Linked DNA regions of Mus musculus: region 2 is linked to region 1. Evidence: chromatin loops called from intact Hi-C (ENCODE). Cell type or tissue: left cerebral cortex. All regions are shown on one strand. Each heading gives the region's core, and the rest is flanking DNA. Links, peaks and the distances in the headings are about the cores only.

The links. Hi-C counts contacts between places; a loop is a spot of excess contacts. Peaks named below come from ENCODE experiments on the same cell type or tissue, not always from the same donor. Only the 100,000 strongest peaks of a DNase experiment are listed, where the experiment ranks them.
Region 2: a loop joins it to region 1, with 2.4 times the contacts of the local background. A loop is called at or near these places in 3 of 42 quality-filtered maps.

Annotation. Positions count from the first base shown.
Region 1 is chr4:22,120,699-22,129,254 of GRCm38, reverse strand. No RefSeq gene overlaps it. Among named protein-coding and RNA genes, the nearest start is that of Gm42260, 100 kb to the right of the region's middle. In left cerebral cortex, for the core only: no CTCF peak of the experiment used is centred there; no DNase peak of the experiment used is centred there.
Region 2 is chr4:22,027,534-22,033,070 of GRCm38, reverse strand. All of the region lies in intron 1 of Gm42260 (a long non-coding RNA gene), which reads right to left. Among named protein-coding and RNA genes, the nearest start is that of Gm42260, 6.3 kb to the right of the region's middle. In left cerebral cortex, for the core only: no CTCF peak of the experiment used is centred there; a DNase peak (open chromatin) is centred at 2,985.

The sequences.
Region 1 (8,556 bases), core at 3,086-5,585:
CTCAATTAATTCATTCCACGCTAAATTGCCTCTCAGATAATGATGGCTACATTTATTGTACACTTGTGTGCCAGACTCCATGCACAGCAGCATTAACTCCTCATGACACACTTGCAAGGAGGGTTCGTGATCATCCCTGCTTATAGACGGGGACATGAGGAACTTTGAGTCAGAACTGGACGCCACTGGATGCCAGAAACTGCCCTCTTAGCCATCATGGCATGCTTCATACAACACAAGTTATGTGGTCATCGCTTCACATGCAGAGACTATGTATATAAAACAATATATACATGTGGATCTAGATGGCTGTACTTGTACATTCAGAGCTAGGTTCTTTAAAAAAGAAAGTGACCACTTCGAAACTCCTGAAAGGAGTTGATGCCAAATCTATCCTGTAGATCATCTGATCAGCAGGTAAAAATCTGACTTTACTCTTCTATGTGTGGAATAGTGAAATTTAGCAAGCTTCACATATGCACTCTTGCTCTACACACTATATAATACTTTGAATATCAACAAAATGGTCTTGATACCTCTCATCAGCCTTTGATAAACCTTTTCCTTGAAGTTTGGTTTAGTATTTCTGCATACTGATTTAATATCCCAAATTATCGTGTCCCAATAAATCTCTTTACTAAGGAGGAGTCAGAAAGAGAGACAGGAATGTGTCTTTACATTCTGATATTACAGATATGAGGCTATCCAGACATAAAATTTTCACCCCATTTACTGAAACGCACCATGTCAATGGGCCAGCCATCTCTTTCTCTGTAGCAAGGATGATGTTAATTTCTCATGAGTCACGTGTGAAGTGACCAGGGGAAGAAATACAATCAATCCACCGAGAAATTGGATCTGCAAAGGTACCTGGTAATGGAATGGAAATACCACATACTCTGCTTACAGCTAAGGTCTTGACAACATCTATTCTGCTTGGCACTGAGAATTGAGAGAGAGAGAGAGAGAGAGAGAGAGAGAGAGAGAGAGGAAAGGGGAGAAGGATAAAGTGGAAATCTAATTTTGAGAAATAAGGATTAAAGGTTCCATTATTCATGCTGTTTTCACTGTATATATTGAGTTAACAGTATGTGATTTTACTGGATGAAAATGTGGGCCCCATGCAAGGAGAGTGTGGAGCAGTAAATCCCCACCGTGACAGTAATGAGGGAGGGTTAGTGTCTTGCCGGCATGAGGCTGTAAACAGTCCTGGGTTTTGAGCTGAAGTAATAAGTGAAGATTGTTCCTGGACTTACTGGGGAGCACAGATAGTTTCTGCCACAGGAAGAGCACCCCTCCTCCAGGTAGAGAGACACGGCCCTGCTATCTTCCTGCTTATCTGTCCTAATGTGGGAATTGTGGGCCCCAAAGTGCAAGTTTCTGCAGGGGGCAGGGCTGTAAACTCCTCTGAGTCCGCTGCCTGCCTTCTTTTATTTATTTATTTATTCTGACTACATACTGTTTTGTCAATATTTGAGATGTAGGTGTCTCTCTCTACTATTCACCCCCTTCCTATCCCCGAGGTCAGGAGTCAGGAGAAGAAAAACCACTTATCAAGTTAAGTGAAGGAAACCCCAAGAAGTCCAAGCGTGGATCAATCCATGGAGGTAGGATGGGAAGAAAGAAAAAACATAATAAACTGATTTCTGAGCCCCGTAATGAGTCCTAATCCATGCTACTTTTACCAAGCCTTGAAGCCAGACAGCTAAAGATCTACAAGGAGAGAGAGATAGCTGTCCATCTAAATCTCATAATGGGCCAGCTAGCAGGAAATCTGGGCAGTTAACCTCAACACTTGCTGGTTCCTGTATTAAAACGAGAAGGAAAAGCACCTTTCTTCTTTGCAAGCTGATGCCATCTATTGGGTCCAAACACTTGAAGCTAATCACCTTATGGCTGCCTAGGCTCACCAGTTAAAATCCTGCCCATCACCATTGTGGTGAAGACCATCCAGGTAAGAAAGGTCAATGTAAGCTGACTCTAGGGGGAAGTTTGAGAGAGAATGAGGTATTTGCATGGTATTAAAGTACTACAACGTACTTCTTAGTCACAAGGAGAAATGATTATATAACGGAGAATAATGGAGAACCCAGTCACCCATCTTCACAAAGTGATCAAAAGTAGCATCATCTATGAAGGGTGACACTAATCATTTGCCTATATGTGAGTTATGAGACTAACTGTGGGACATGGTGGCAAATAATGGATTCATGAGAAAATCTAAGCACAAGGAAGTATTCAACAGTATGAGAAATTTTCCATTGAGAGAGAGAGAGAGAGACTCAATACTGTGAGGCAGAGCTCTCAGGCAATAAAAAGGTTCTATATCAAAGGAGGCCCAGACCATGACAATCCCACTAGCCCACCCTAACCAGGATTTGCTCCTGAGAAAACAAATGCCACACAGGCCAGCACTGCAACATTGGGCCAACTAACAAAATGAAAACATGGTGTTAAGTTATACAAAAAGCATAATGTCTGTGAAATTATCTGAAACAGAGAGTTGTTCTGTGACTGTATAACAAAATATCCCTGTGCTAAGTATGCACTAAAGTAATTAGGGGTAAAGGACCATAATACAGTAGACAGTTCTAACACACACACACAAGTATGTAGATTATAAGCCAATCCTAACGATAGGTAAAAATTAATCGAGACTGGGTAATGTTATTTGTACTGTTTTCAATCCTGTAAGTTTTGGGTGGACTTGAGAGTACCTTAAGAGTTAAAAAGTATTCTCAAGAAGTTTAAGCCTTTGAGTCAAAACCGAATCTTCACTGTCTTCATTTGAATAGGTGTATAAGCCTAAGGCCTTCAAGCAAAGACACTCCTCACGTTTCGGCCCAGCCACTCTGAGTGTATCTGTGCTGTCCAAGCCTCTACTCAAGCCTCCCCGAGGGGTTGTTCATAACAATCATGTACTGTCCTGACAATTTCATGGCAAAGGAAAAGGTAAATAAATAAACAAACAAAACTGTGCCCACCTTTTCATGGCATATATATCTCAACATCAGGATCCTAAAATGTGTCAATGTTTGGAAATCCCAAGTCTGAGTGTAAGTGTTGCAGTCTAATATTCTACCATAAATGAAGCATTTACAGAGATGGCATTCTGAGATAATTCTGTTTAAGACACACAATATAGTTTTTAAAACTACATCCTTTGCTAACTATATTAGCACTGACCTTTCATGTAGACCAGTCTTTTAATTTTTTTCTGTCCTGATAATGCACAAGTATCCCAGTGGATGTCAACTCTGTCTCAATTCTTGGTTATGAGACCTGAATCAGAATATTAAATTTCTAGCTATTTGGCTTCCTTCTTTTATGTGTTTGATAGAAACTCAACAACTTTCTCTGGGCTCCGAGGTGGAAGTTCTCCTTGAAAGCCCCTCTCCATCAACACTAAGGTAGGTTTTCCCCAACTGTTTTGCTGTTGTTGTTGCTGTTGCTGTTGCTGTTGTTGTGTTTAAAACAATGGCACTTTGTTGATGCACAACTGTGTTCATTAGCAGCTCAAGCAGTAAAATAAGAGCATCCAGTAGAAAGATGACCTTTGAGGGAGCCAGCTAAGGTCTTGGCATGATGCCCTTCACCTTGGTGCGTCCTGTGAGAGGTGATCTAGCAATTCATTTAGCTTGCTTACCAAGCAAGCAACTGTTAGACTGTCAATGTCACTTCACCTTTTCTTAGGATTCTGGTAGTCTCTAGTCCCAGCTCTGGGCAAAAGAAGGATGCAAACTTCAATGTAGCTAGTAGACTAGGTGCCAAAGGAATCAAAAGTGAAAGGGATATGCATTTTGTAGGTATGGAAACAATGTTACACTTCTCAGAAACATACTTGAATGAATGTAGCTCCCTACTTAACAGGTGACCAGGAAGTCTTGAGTTCATACCACTGAGGTAGGTACTCTTTGCCCATTTGACTTCTCAGGCACAGAGACAAAAGTGAGAGAGCTTTGATGCCTTAAGCCAGTGTTTCCAACAGTGCATCCTGAATAATAAACTACCTCATAGCACGAAAAGCTACAGGATCACATTTATTGAGTACTTACTGCTTATAAGGCACTGTGGAAATGCTTCCCTTTTAATCCTTCTTACAATGCTTAAACCAGACAGCATTATTTTCTCTATTACTAAGAGGAAGAAACTGAGAGTGCAGTCTGCCCAAGTCTCATAACTAGTGACAGCTGAGATACACACTTGAGCAGCCAACTGTGGGCCTGACAGAGCTTCATACATACAAAGTGCTCTTTGACGGTGGCTCTACTGTATCTGGGTATCTTAGAATCGAAGAGCCGAGATGAATCCAACCGATTTCTTATAAAGATTAAGTATCGGGTATTTCAGCCTCTGCCCACAGGCTTCTTTTTTTCTTTGATTTTGGATTTGGTTTGAGCTTCTCCTTGCAGCAAGCTCCTGTCCCATGGGAAGAGTCTCTCCCTTCCACCTTCCAGAAACAGGGGAGGAACTGACTCCTTTCTTGTACCAGATGCTGAGTCTGGCCCTGGACACCCTTTTTCTCACATAATCATCACAGCCCCTCTATGAGGTCAGTTTTATTAACCATATTTAAATGGTTGAGGAAACAGGAGCCCAAGTGGTTCCGGAGCTCGCTATTTGTCTATTGTGGTCCAGAGCCCACAGTGTCCTCCCTGAGCTGCGTGATTCCACTCTAATCAGAAAGGTGAATGCTGTCATCAGAACCTTTCCAACATCCTCCAGAGTCAGTGTTCAAGTCAAGAGTCATCATGACATGCTATTACAGCTCTTCTTTAATTTTTCATTACATTCATGTATTGATTCATTCGTTTGGGGATGAGACACATACCACAGGATAAGTGGTAGTCAGATGGACAACTTGCAAGTCTTCGTGGGACTTGGTTCCCTTTCAGCCTTGTGGGTCCTGAGGACTGAACTCAGATTCTCTGAGTTGGTGATAAGTACCTTCATCAGATGAGTCATCTCGACAAGCTAAGAACTTTCCCTTGAAGAACAAAATCAGTTCAAATGAATGAGCACTGCCAAACACAGGATTCTTTGATAAGGAAATTTAAAAATCTCTGCTTATGATTTGGTGCATGAAGTTAAGAATTCAAGGGCAGTCTCTGCCTTTTATTAGCACCTCTTCCTAGCTGTGTAGCCTTGAAGAAGTTGTTCCACCGCGCTATGCACTCACTTCCTCGTAGGCAGAACATGGAGGCCTTGTGAGAATGCAAGTGGAAGCTCTGAGAACTACCATACTCTTACCCTCTTCCCCTCACTTTTGTTACTTTTCAGGACAGAGACCACAGGGTGTCTTGGTTAGGGTTTAATTGCTTTGAAGAGGAACCATGACCACGGCAACTCCTATAACAGAAAGCATTTAACTGAGGCTTGCTTGCAGTTTCAGAGGCTAAATCTATTATCATCATTGAGAGAAGCCTAGCAACCTGCAGGCAGACATGCTACTGGGGGAGTAAACAGTTCTATATCCAGATAGGTAGCAGGAAGTTAATGTCACACTAGACCTGGCTTGAGCATTTGAGACCTTAATACCCATTCCCTAGTGATGCACTTCCTCTGATAAAGCCACACCTACTCCAACAAGGCCACCCCTCCTAGTAGTGGCAATCCCTATGAGCTTATAGGCCCACTTTTATTGAAACCACCACAGTCTCTAAAACAGTAGTTCTGAATGTTTAGTATACAAATCATTGCTTTAAAAAAATATTAACATTGGGGAAGTTGGAGAGATGGCTCAACTGGTCAAGTACTTGATGTTTGCAGGCTTATCCACCTGAGTTTAGATTCCCTGGATCATTATAAAGAAAAGAAAAGAAAAGAAAAGAAAAGAAAAGAAAAGAAAAGAAAAGAAAAGACAAGACAAGACAAGACAAGACAAGAAAAGACAAGAAAAGACAAGAAGAGGGGAGGGGAGGGGAGGGGAGAGGAGCGGAGCGGAGAGGAGAAGAGAAGAGAAGAGAAGAGAAGAGAAGAGAAGAGAAGAGAAGAGAAGAGAAGAGAAGAGAAGAGAAGAGAAGAAAAGAGAAGAAAAGAGAAGAAAAGGAGAGGAATGAAAAAGGGTGTGGCCATGGGCTAGCACCTATAATCCCAGCACAAGAGGGGAAAGACAGGTAGAAGTCAAAGAACAAGCTACAGGTTCAATGAAAAGATCATGTTGCAAAAAAAAAAAAAAAACAAAAACAAAAAAAACAAAAAAAAAAACGCCTAATGAAGACATCCTGGTGTTGACCTCTGTCCTCCAGAGGCACACACATGGCTACATGCACCAGCACATAGGTATCCACATACATGCGTACATACAGCATACATATACACAGACATGCAAGCTCATATGTGTGCAAGCAAACCATTTCTCCTGCTTCAGTGTAATAGTCAGCAGCAGAACCAAAGGTCAGATTTCCCTACCTCTCACCTCGAGTGACACTTCCCAAGGCCCTTCTAACACTGCCTCTGTGGAAGCCAAAACACCACCTGAATCACACCTCTCTAAAGACACAGACCAACCTTACCTTTACTTGCATTGGTCAGAATGCCCGTTTCATACCAAGGGTTTGCTGTGGCATGTTCTCACATGGAGTGAACTGCCAGTTTGCCACATTCACCCTGTCTGGCCAGACTTACATCAGCCATCAGAGGCTTCCAAAACTCTCAATAGGAAAGTGGAATCACTCCATGTCAATCAGCGTCCTTTGAAATGATTTCTCCAAAGCATCTAAAGGAAATATTATTATCCACCCAGTACCCATAAAGTGTTACTGATTCTACTGTTCAGGAAAACTGCATACAGGTGGTCCTAAAAACAAGGGCTTTGAGGAACATTGGCCCAAAGATTTTTATTGTGATTTACTAGCTTAACAAAAGCAGTGGTAAGGTAGAGTATTCGGCCTCATTTACTGAATAGGGAAATGCCATTTTCTCCTAACCAATGAGAATGAGAATAGGCAGTGTTGTTGACTCTGCTCATAGGAAGTCAGTATGGAGGACTGCCAGCCCCGGACTCCTCCTCACTCCAACAGCCACACACAGGGTATGTCTGTGAAGAACTCTTACAGACCCTACTTGCATCTCCATATTATTGTCCTCACTGAGAATAAAATCAAAATTTCAAACCCAGAGCACAATCTGAAAGAATCCTATGAAAGTCTTGGTGTGGATGCAATCGCTCATAACACTCGAAAAGAATGCGGTAAAATTCTTGACTTAATATGGTAAAAGGGCTGACTGTCCTTGTTGGTCTGTAGCAACATACTGGTCAGCTGCTACAACGGTGGCTGGTCTCTGAATATAGTCAATGTCTGTGACAAACAAACGTAGGAGGAAATGTCAGCCTCTGTCAGACAGGCATAAGTCATGGGTCTGCCTAGTCCTCAAAAGAATGAGGTCTCTCTTCCATCTTCTACTTCTCATATCTCCCACGTCTTCCTTCTCATACTCCCACATCCTAGTTCCCCAACAAAGATTCTTCTTGTTCTGAAGGATCGAACCAACTCCAACTGCTTCTCTTTTGTTCTGCTCACATCCCACTATCCTAGAGTAACTACTTGCTGCTGAGAGGAAAAGGCATGGCAGGAAGGGGAATGTAAGATGAGCGCTGTGCTTCCAATGACATTTCAGATGTGGCTGAGCTAAGGCATCTATGGATCTTAGCCAAGCTCAGAGCTCCCCCTAATGACCCAGCCTGTGAGGAAAAAGCAAGAGGGAGAGGAGAGGAAGGGAGGGAAGAAAGCAGGGAGGGAGAGGGAGAGGGAGAGGGAGAGGGGAGAGGGGAGAGAGGGAGAGGGAGAGGGAGAGGGAGAGGGGAAGTTGCTTATTGTCTACTTCCATTTTTTAAAAATGCCACTTGGGAAGTGCTAATCAATCCAACCCTTCTTAGGAACTACTCCCTAACTTTCCCAAACACCCCAACAGGCTCTGACAGAGGATTCCACTTGTCAAGGTCACTTTGGGGTCCTCAATTTGCTCTGAACAAGAATTCCACATCATCTCCTCATATTAAGTGCCAGACTGCCACCATGTGCTCTCGGGACCTTTTTGAAAAATTCTATTTTTGGTTCTGCATTAAAGGATTGCATTTCTCCTGAAGGCCAGCTGTTGGCTGACTGCAGTGCCAAAAACATAGTCTTCTAAGTGTACTCCTGTGTTTCTTCCTGCCGTTACTAATCCTCTGGCTGAGAACCAAGAGGAAGTCTCACAGGGGGCTTGTTTGCTTGCTGGTAGGGCAAGACCCTGGTATCTGCTCTCCCCGGGAGTACCTGGCAAACCAATGAGCCACAGAGTTCTCCAAAACACAGTAGAAGGAAACAAGTGTTATTTTCCAAAGCTGACAAAGCCTTCCTATTCAGCATCCTTCCCAGGCAGAACAGCTCAGACAGCTCCCATCCACACTTTTTCTTCTCCTCTTCCTTTTTTGAGTCTGACTTAAGTTCAGAGGACTCGTGTCCTTCCTCTAGGCTCCATATCACATGCCTGTGTGTTATAACCTGGAACTTAGTCATCCGCCAAAAGCCCATATTCAAGGCTTGGCTTCAGCCTGTCACCCTGCTGGCAGAT
Region 2 (5,537 bases), core at 1,788-4,287, 95 kb after region 1:
ATGGATCCTTTCTATCTTCAGTTCCCATTGGGCTTAGAAAAAGACCCCAAATCTCTATCTTGGCTTACAAAATTCATGTCAGCTGACCCCTACCGATCTATCCAGCTTCAGTCACTACCACCGTAGTTTTCTAGGCCCTGTGTTTCCCACAAGTCTATTCCTCTGCCTTGAATATCTGCTAGCCCCCTCTCTAACCAACTGTTTGGGGGGTGGTGTCATCTTCACAGAAACATTGATTTCTCTGAGTTTAGTTAATTCCTCAGATAAGATCCAGTCTCCACATTTTAAACCTCCAATACATCACATCTTCTCTTTTGGTACTTGTATAATACCTATCTTCCTTCCTTAAAACAAAAACCAAACAAAAACAAAAAAAAAAACAAGAATTATATAAACAATCCACCTCTGGGCATTCACCCCCAGAGTTTCATGTATAGTAAGTTGCTGCAGAATGAACTATTGCATACACTGTTCTATTGTGACTCAGCCTTTCCAAGTCTTTAAAATGTTAACAAAATGCTCCAAATCTACATGAAACTTTAGAAGTGATCCTTGATTATATGAAGTAAGATGACTGTGTAGTTTGAATGCCATTTGCTGTATCAATTCCACACATGTGAAGTTATCTTTCAAATAGATCCACATCTGAGTATAAAAATAGTACAGAAAATAATAATAAGATAGATACATTAAGGAAGATGAATTGCTAATATATTGTCACATATAAAGGTAATAAATTCAATGTTTTATAAAATTTGGTTTAAAAAGTTCTCTAGGGTGGGTGGGTGGGGCAAGCACACACTAAATTGCTATATATTCAGAATACAGACTTGTTCTAAACTACCCAGGCATATATTTTTGCCACTTAAAAAATGAGCCAGAGAGAAGGTTTAAGAAGGCCCCCAATGGAGGAGCTAGAGAAATTACCCAAGGAGCTAATGGGAACTGCAACCCTATAGGTGGAACAACAATATGAACTAACCTGTACCCCGGAGCTCTTGTCTCTAGCTGCATATGTATCAAAAGATGGCCTAGTCGGCCATCACTGCAAAGAGAGGCCCATTGGACTTGCAAACTTTATATGCCCCAGTACAGGGGAACGCCAGGGCCAAAAACGGGGAGTGGGTGGGTAGGGGATTGGGGGGGTGGGTATGGGGGACCTTTGGGATAGCATTGAAAATATAAAGGAGGAAAATACCTAATTAAAAAAAAAAAAAAAAAAACGACTGTCTACCTCAAAATGAGAAAAATGGCTTTTGTCGTGTTTGGGGGGAAATGAAAATTTTTAACAAATCTATACTGAATTATTGGCATCGATAGAGACAGTGGATCTAGATGTGTCTGTAATTTGATCCATCCTCTTTTAGTCCTTGGTTTTGCTAATGAGATGGCAGGTGGTGGTGGTGGTGGTGTTTATCTTTGCTTTGGTTTGGTTTGAGTTTGGGGTTTTGTAGAAAATACTGACCACCAATGTCTGCTAACATCAAAAGGTGCAGAGGTAGCTTGGGCTTACTGCCATCATCCTCCCAATAAACTTCCACCTTGCTGATGCTCTGTCCACAGTCCTACAGGGGCAGCTGGTCTTCAAACATTACCTTGAGCACAAATTCACACTTGTGTAGCCTCTCTAGAAGGCAACTTTACAGTGAGCATAATAAGTCTTCAAAACGTGTATTTCTTATGACACACAGTGAATGCACTGCCGGATAGTCTTTTTGATGAATTGGATTTCTCATTGTAAGTGAATATATTTCCTTTCCAATCTTAATCCTCATAATCTTTGATTCACCATCTCTACTTATGAAACAGATCCTGAAAGAAGTCTTACACACAGAACAAGGGTTTATAGAGAACAATGTTCATATAAAAGCCGAAAAAGTAGAATGTCCAAAGAGATAATGCTGATGTTAGGATGTATCTGAAGAACCAAATTTTAAGGAATAATCTTAAAAGCTGTTGCACATGTATGATTTTAAATTACTTAGAATTACATGAAAAGCTACAGTTTGTATTTCTGATTCCACTTTATTATATTTAATATAACTTAGAAATGATCCATTAGAACTAACTTGGATTAGAGAAGGAAACTGCTACAAGACAGCCCAGAGTTAGGCATGTGAAGAGGTACAGTGACAGATCATTCCTGTTATTTGGCTAAAGTAATACTACTACATACAATATACATCACTAAGCATATTTCCAGTCATATCAAATATCCCTCACATCCTGGCTACTACAGGCCTTGTGAATTGCTTACACAAAATCTTCCAATAAGTAGCCTCAGAATCATGCCCCTGAGGCAGTCAAGAAGACAAGAGTGCCTGTAGAATTAGATGAAACTACCCTACAGGCAACTATGGTTTCCCAGACCTGAAGTCAGGCTCTCTACAGCCCCAACATAACTAACTGAGAACATTCCCTCTTTAAAATGAATATTCGGCATGTCCCCCAGGACTCACTTATAACCAAGGGGGTATCGTTTTGTATTGTCTCTTGGTTCCTGCATTAGTAACTAAAAAACAACTCCTCACTTCACTGGGCAACTATCCCCAAACTACTTGTTTCACCAAGTAGCCTGTCTCAATCTCATTCTTGATAATTGGGTTAAAATATTTTATCAGTAGGATGAACATTTAGAAAGTATTACTTACTTAGTTTAATATTAAAAAAAATCAAAAACTATACTACACTCTGAAGCAGTGTAGCATTGTGAGAAAGGTTCTACTTTGGAGCAACAGAGCCCAGAGTTCAAATCTGGCCTGACCCTATTTGGAAGTACTTGACCTGCACAGAGCCCCCAATTCCCTCCTAAAATAATGATGGAGTACCACTTGGTAAGCAGCGTGGATTCATCCCTTGCTTGTGTGATGTACTCTGGGAGCTTAATCAACTGCTTATGAATGAATGGCTAAAATTGTTAGCAGCGTGCCCTTTAATGTCTATGCATGCTCCAACAACTTTGCATATGGAAATATCTTGGCATCTTGACAAAATGCAAATTCTGATTCAGAAAGAACAAAATGAGGCTTGAGAGTGCCAACAAGCTACCAGTAACTCCCCACACTGCTGGTCCACAGACCAATCTCTCCTTGGTGTGGCCTTACATCAGGGTTTTCAAACATCACTAGTTTGGGATCAACTAAGGAACATTTAAAAACATATGAAGGGGGGAGGGGGGGCTGGCGAGATGGCTCAGCAGGTAAGAGCACTAACTGTTCTTCCGAAGTTCCCAAGTTCAAATCCCAGCAACCACATGGTGGCTTACATGAGATCTGATGCCCTCTTCTGGTGTGTCTAAAGACAGCTACAGTGTACTTATGTATAATAATAAATAAATCTTTGGGCCAGAGCAAGTAGGGACTCAGTGAGCAGAGCTGACCGGAGCAAGCAGAGGTCCTAAAATTCAATTTCCAACAACCACATGAAGGCTCACAACCATCTGTATAGCTACAGTGTACTCACATACATAAAATAAATAAATAAATCTATTAAAAAATATGATGGTTGGGTACCATCTGCTAGAGTTTCATACAATCAATTTTGGGTGTGGAATTAGGACACCAAATTAAAGCTTCCTAGGTGATTCTAAGGTGTAGCATCCAAGTTTGAAAACTACTATTCCATTAGTGTGGGCTTACTAAGTAGAACCTAATGTCATTTTAAGTCTGACAAAGATCAGTGACCATAACCATACATAACATATAACATACTTTGGTGCTATTCCATAATAAATAGCATACATCATTCTTTTTTTTATTAGGTATTTTCTTCATTTACATTTCCAATGCTATTCCCAAAGTCCCCCATACCCTCCCCCTCCCACTCCCCTACCCACCCACTCCCACTTCTTGGTCCTGGTGTTCCCCTGTACTGGGGCATATAAAGTTTGCAAGTCCAATGGGCCTCTCTTTCCAGTGATGGCTGACTAGGCCATCTTCTGATACATATGCAGCTAGAGACATGAGCTCCGGGGTACTGGTTAGTTCATAATGTTGATCCACCTATAGGGTTGCAGACCCCTCAGCTTACAGAACACAAAGAACAACACCAGTCTGCAGACAGGTCCTAAGTAAACAATTACTTTTTAAAGCAGAAGAAACTAAACCAATTAGAGCCCATGGCAAATTTGGAGTTTTTTAAACATCATATATTACTACTTAGAGTGAATGTATGTGAAATATTTTTGAAAAGTGTGTGTGTGTGTGTGTGTGTGTGTGTGTATTTGTGTGTCTGTCTGTCTGTCTGTGTTTATATGCTTAAAGGTGCTTTCTCAAGTGTGCTCTAATACATAGCACATATAGGAAGGAATTCATCTTACCTTGCTGCCTGAAATAAATGTTTGAGGTTCTTTAACTCTATATTCTCATATCCTAGAGAGAGTGGGAGCACAGGACACAATAGAGAAAATGTCGAGCATTTTCAAACATAATCATTCAGATGTGAAGGGACATGCAGTTCAGAAGACACTAGATAAGACGATAGAGGGGGAAGGCAGAGTGGGCAGTGCAATCCAGCCTAAAGATGGCATGCAGGTCACAGACTGACTGAGAGAAGCATTTCATTGGAAATCAAGTGAGTTGCTGCAGAGTTAAGGCAGGAGGACTGGAGATAACAGGACTGTCTTCCAGCCACCTCATCTAACGTCTGCCCAGAGGACCATCCAGTGCTCATTTAGAGCACTCTGTCTAGACACGATGAAGAGTGCCCACTACACGTCTGGGATCTACTTGTCTTCAAACACCTTCAGTGTAACACTTGTCTAGAACGTCACCCTTATTCAAATAATCTTCCTCCAAATGTACTTATTTCCCCTCCCTTCAGTGTTTCATATTTGACCACTTCACTAAGTTTAGTATTTCAGTTGCACTTGGACCAATTTATTATTCATGCCCTTATTTTAAGTAAGAAAAATTATTTTACTAGAATTTCATATCACCAAATGTCTTTTCCTACTCCCATAAACAAAATAGATGTATTAAATTTCTTAAGATTTTCAACATTTTCCTTCATTTTATTGTTTTGAGACTATCTATAACTTCACAAGGAAGAACTTTAAAGAGTGTGATGATTTGCAAAGCTTACACAGTCACCTGTTGAGTCACCTGAAGACAGAGAACAGAGCAATTAACTTTCTAGTTTACTTATTCCTTGAAGTGAATTAGTATGACAATTTTTTACCTTGTTTTTTTCCCATTCATAGAAGTCTTTAAAATATGAGATATTTTAACAAAGTGATACAAAATGTCTTGGGATATAATATTAAAATTCATCAAGACAAAACTAGAGTGGGAATAATAAGAACTAGATATACACCTGAGAAGTAATTTGAACATACTGAAACAATGTCTTCATGTTTACATTAATTTGATGCTGTGTCTTAATAAAAAGTTAAAGAAATGTCATGGAGTTCTAATAGTAATTGGATTTAAATGTTAGCTAAACATTTCACGATAATGATCAAAGTGATTTTAAAAATACCTGAAAACTGAATGCAGAGTTCTGTCATATGTAAGCAAACAAGTTACAGTGAAGGGACA